Regions from separate parts of the Homo sapiens genome. Here region 1 is linked to region 2. Evidence: read pairs that join two places in POLR2A ChIA-PET (ENCODE). Cell type or tissue: OCI-LY7. All regions are shown on one strand.

Region 1 (2,500 bases), 290 kb before region 2:
AGTGTAGCCTTTTAAAAAGTTACATTATGAACTACTTAAAACTCACAAAAAGGCATACAGAATATAACAACACACATGTACCCATTCCCTAACTTTATAAATAAAGCCTTAGCAAGACAGTTGAAGCTCCCTGTGGACTCCCCCACCCCCTCCTCTCCCATAGAGGTAACTGCAGTCCTGAATTTGTCATTACTCCTATTCTTTCTTTGTAATTGTATGTAACATGGCTTCTTTATTTCATTATAATGTATCTATTCTTCCTTATGAGCCTCTCTTGCTGCATAAATTTTCCTGCAGTCCACGAAATGCTATGAAGAGAGTAAAAGCAGCCATCACTTCAGGTGCATTCCCAGTCTCTCAAGGCATTGCATCTTCCTCTTGCTGTGCTCCAAGATGTTGGCAGGGTAATTCCTTCATTAGGATGGGTATTGTCTTTTGTCACCTTATGGGAGACAAAAGGCAGCACCGGAGTCCGCCAGTGCACTGGAGTCCGCCATGAGGCACTGGAGTCCTTACTATGTTCTCTAGATCCTCACTAATCTCTGCTGCAGGGTGGCTGGGAACTTCTTGTCTGATCTCTCAGCTTTGCCAGGGTTCAGTGATCTCCCCAGGTAGACTCAGCCATAGCTCAGCTTCCCTTGGCCCTGGCTCTGAAGGGTTTCTGCCAATCTCCCATCCAGCATCTGGCCTGAGAGGTCCGCCCATTCTTTACTATGGGCTTGCCTTCCCTTCACCACTGAGGGCCCCAGGTAGCCTCTCTAACTCTTATCTCAACCATCTCTCATGACATATGGGAGCCTCTGAGTCCAGTCCATGCCATATGAAAACTGGAGGGGGTTCAGCAGAGAAGCCACACCGCAGCCCTACCTCTGCCTAATCACACTACTCTGTTTTACTCTGATGAGTCAGGGCAGCCTGAGAGGACTTCTCCTTTCAGATTCGACATATGAAGCAAGGTAAATGCCCTAGGTCTGGTGTTCATGTCAACCTACCTGAAGCAGAAAAGAGCGTCCTTCATCTGCGCCCTTATAAAATCTGCAGTAGATAGTCTCCAAAGATGGCCACTGTTGATTCATCTCTCCCTATGTGTGCATATTGTTCCTCCTTTAGAGAAATAGAAGCCATTTCCTCTCCCTTGACTCAGGGCAGGCTTTGTGACTTGCTTTGATCAACAGAGTGCAGTGGAAGTGCTGTTCTGATAGCTCTGAGCCCAGACCTTAAATGCACTGGTAACTTCCTCTTCCTTTTAATTGGAGCCATCTACCATGTAAGAAGTCCAACTACCCTGAGATCACCATGCTATGAAGAAGCCCAAGCTATTCATATGTAGAGGCTATATGAAAAGAGACAGAGAGAGAGAGATGCCAGCCAGCCAGCTATTTCAGTTATCCCAGCTGGAGGCATCAAACATGGGAATGAAGAAGTTTTCTTGGGTATTCCAACCCCAACAGATACTCCATGAACAGAAGAACCACTCAGCTGAGTTCAGCTCAGATTACAGAACTATGAGAAATGGTAAAATATAGTTCTAAGCCACTAAGTTTTGGAAGTGGCTTATTATTCAGCAATAATTAAATGAAACAACTCTCCAGCTGTGTTTCTCACCAATGCCTACTTTATAATTTATGCTCCAGCAACTCAGACCAGCTTGTGGCCCTCTGTGTATGCCATGCTGTTTCTCACTTCCATCCTTTATTTCAAGCTATAATCTCTTTTTTTGACCTCTCTTCTTTGCCTGGCTAACTTTTATTCTGCTCTTGTCTTGTTTCCTTTTTTTTTTCTACTAGGCACCCATGATACCCTATGCAAATCACCACCATTATACTAAATATGTTATATTATAATTGTTTCTTTATGCAGTGGACTCCCAAACTAGGCTGTAAACACCTTAAGCGTAGGAATCATGTCTTACCCAGCTTTGAGACATCGCTTTATATGGAAATGCAAGCAAGTCCCTTAAACTCTTTCAGCTCAGTTTCCCTGTATCACTTAGGGATTGCATTCAGTTGTCTGCAACAGAAACCCAGCCTCACCAGGTTAACCAAACAATGGCTTATTTCTTTCACATAACAAGTCTTGAAGGTAGGCCTTCCAGGGAGGAATAGTGGCTTTACAATGTCAGCAATATCCCAGGTTCCTTCCACCTTCCTGCTCCTCCACCCTCAGAATGTGGATTTCCTCCTCATAGCTTCCTCAAGGTCACAGCATGGCTACTCTGCCACAAGCCTCACACCCACATTCCAGAAAGGGAGAAGGAAGGAACAAGGAAGAAGGGGCAGTGCCCATATCCCAGAAGAAATACTTTTCCAGAAATCTGCAGAAGACTTCCACTCAGGTCTCACTGGCCAGAATCAGATCACATGGCTGTCCACAGCTGCAGTAGCAGCCGCAGAAATCACCAGAGAGCCTGAACTTTGAGCTAGAAGCAGTCACTGCTTGGGGTTGCCTCTCTGTAAGGAACAAGGAAAGAATGGACATTGGGTAGCAACTGGTAATGTCT
Region 2 (2,500 bases):
AAGCCTTTTTTTTTTTTGAGACGGAGTCTCGCTCTCTCGCCCAGGCTGGAGTGCAGTGGCGCGATCTCGGCTTACTGCAAGCTCTGCCTCCCGGGTTCACGCCATTCTCCTGCCTCAGTCTCCCGAGTATCTGGGACTACAGGCGCCCGCCACCATGCCCGGCTAAATTTTTTGTGTTTTTAGTAGAGACGGGGTTTCATCGTGTGTTAGCCAGAATGGTCTTGATCTCCTGACCTCATGATCCGCCCGCCTCGGCCTCCCAAAATGCTGGGATTACAGGCGTGAGCCACCGCGCACAGCCAAGCCTATTTTTTTTCTTATTTTACAATTGAAAACAGTGATTATTGGAATTTACTTTGAACAAGTGCATTATCAAATTAAATATATGAGTGTCTTATGTTCAGGATATGGTGCTTGACATTGAAACAGATGGACTCTTGCCTTAAATGTAGGGTAGTAAGTAATAAAAGGCTAATGTAATATATCAGATCTAAGGTATATGTAAATGTGATTTTTAACAATTTCAGAAGAAAGGGGAGATTGCAGCAGGTAGAGCTGGTCTAGGAAGCCTTCTTAGAGGAAGGATGTGATTTGAGGCTTTATGTTAGCAAGGCATAGGAGGATGATTTTGTTCAGAAAGCACAGGAAAGATAAAGTGCTACTTGAAGAGAGCAGTTAGTGGTTCTTCCTTTCAGTGCCAGATTGATGAGTATTTGCTGCTTTTTGGCAGAAAACTTTTAGCCTTTAATTACTAATGACCTGCCTCATTTTTCCTTTCCTTTTCTTAGTGAAGCTATTAAGTACCTCACAGAAGCTCTTCAGTCTATCAGTGAATTAGAGCTTGAAGATAAACTGGAAAAGATAATTAATGCAGTTGAGAAGCAACCCTGTAAGTAATATTTTCTGATAACTCCTAAATTGTTAATATAGTTCTGCATCTTCAGTTAGATGTATAGATTTAAATTGAAGTTGAGGCTTCACTATTAAGATGTCCCAGTGTTATAAGATGTATGCATGGTAGCATTTCTTCCCAAGGGGTAATACCTTTAGTTTATTTTAATTTTTTTTTCTTTCTTTTTTGGGATGGAGTCTCGCTCTGTTGCCCAGGCTGGAGTGCAATGGCGCTATCTTGGCTCACTGCAACCCCCACCTCCCGGGTTCAAGCAATTTTCTTGTCTCAGCCTCACGAGTAGGTGGGATTACAGGCACACACCTCCATGTCAGGCTAATTTTTTGTATTTTAGTAGAGATGGGGTTTCACTGTGTTGCTCAGCCTGGTCTCAAACTCCTGGGCTCACGCAGTCCACCTGCCTCGGCCTCCCAAAGTGCTAGGATTACAGGCGGGAGCCACCACACCCGGCCTTTTTTATTTTAACTGTTGATGACATCCAAACCCTTAGTTTAGTTGGAACCTCAGGATGATCCCCAAGGGCCCTTTTATAGTTCCTTTCCCCCAGTGGAGGTGTCACCACCATGTTTCCTGCACTTGGCTTCTGATTTTGATCTGGTCCTTTATGGTCACTTTGTCTCTCCTAGTGGCTATTACCATGTCTTATTTAAGTCATTAACTCCTAAATGTTTGGGAGGAAAAAAAGAAGAGTAAAGTAAACAGAGCTGACATCTCTTCTTGATTTCTTCAGGGATTTTTTTTTTTTAATAGAATGGCTAGTCATTTTAACTTAATTTTGTAAGTCTAAGTTAAAGGGCAGAGACAGTAACTTTTCAATAAAAAGCAATTCTACTAATGCACTGATAATGAATACACTAAACAGAGTTGGAAGGCATTTTACTGAAAGCAAACTGTAGAAAATAGACTTTTTTTTTTTTTTTTTTTTTTTTTTCCCTGAGAAGGAGTCTTGCACTGTCGCCCAGGCTGGAATGCAGTGGTGCTATTTCGGCTCACTGCATCCTCTGCCTCCTGGGTTCAAATGATTCTCCTGCCTCAGCCTCCCGAGTAGCTGGGATTACAGGTGTGCGCCACCATGCCTGGCTAATTTTTGTATTTTTAGTGGAGACGAGGTTTCACCATGTTGGCCAGGCTGGTCTCGAACCGCCAACTTCAGGTGATCGCCCACCTCGGCCTCCCAAAGTGCTGGGATTACAGGCGTGAGCCATTGTACCTGGTGAAAATAGACATTGATACAAAATTATATAACGCTTGTGATAAGAATAAGTGGGGCCAGGCATGGTGGCTAACACCTGTAATCCCAGCACTTTGGGAGGCCGAGGCTGGTGGGAACGCCTGAGTTCAGGAGTTCAAGGTCAGCCTGGACAACATGGCAAACCCTGTCTCTACTAAATATACAAAAATTAGCCAGGCATGGTGGCAGGCGCCTGTAATCCCAGCTCCTTGGGAGGCTGAGGCAGGAGAATCGCTTGAACCCGGGAGGCAGAGGTTGCAGTGAGCTGAGATTATGCCACTGCACTCCAGACTGGGTGACAGAGTGAGATTCCGTCTCAAAAAAAAAAAAAAAAAAGAATAAGTGGATTTCAAGAAAAG

What was found. ChIA-PET counts read pairs that join two places held together with the same protein. Peaks named below come from ENCODE experiments on the same cell type or tissue, not always from the same donor. Only the 100,000 strongest peaks of a DNase experiment are listed, where the experiment ranks them.
Region 1: POLR2A ChIA-PET joins it to region 2 with 7 read pairs; 2 of 35 experiments call an interaction of 5 or more read pairs at or near these places.

What each region holds. Positions count from the first base shown.
Region 1 is chr14:49,975,888-49,978,387 of GRCh38, reverse strand. The region is part of intron 1 of LOC105370485 (a long non-coding RNA gene); the gene reads right to left. Among named protein-coding and RNA genes, the nearest start is that of MIR6076, 11 kb to the right of the region's middle. RefSeq lists enhancers at 595-644, 665-794 and a silencer at 2,283-2,500. In OCI-LY7, no CTCF peak of the experiment used is centred here; DNase peaks (open chromatin) are centred at 647, 1,177 and 1,637; H3K4me3 peaks cover 2,385 bases; H3K27ac peaks cover 2,500 bases.
Region 2 is chr14:49,681,982-49,684,481 of GRCh38, reverse strand. POLE2 (DNA polymerase epsilon 2, accessory subunit) reads left to right here. Exons shown (of 19, transcript NM_002692.4): 2 at 789-889. Among named protein-coding and RNA genes, the nearest start is that of POLE2, 5.0 kb to the left of the region's middle. In OCI-LY7, no CTCF peak of the experiment used is centred here; no DNase peak of the experiment used is centred here.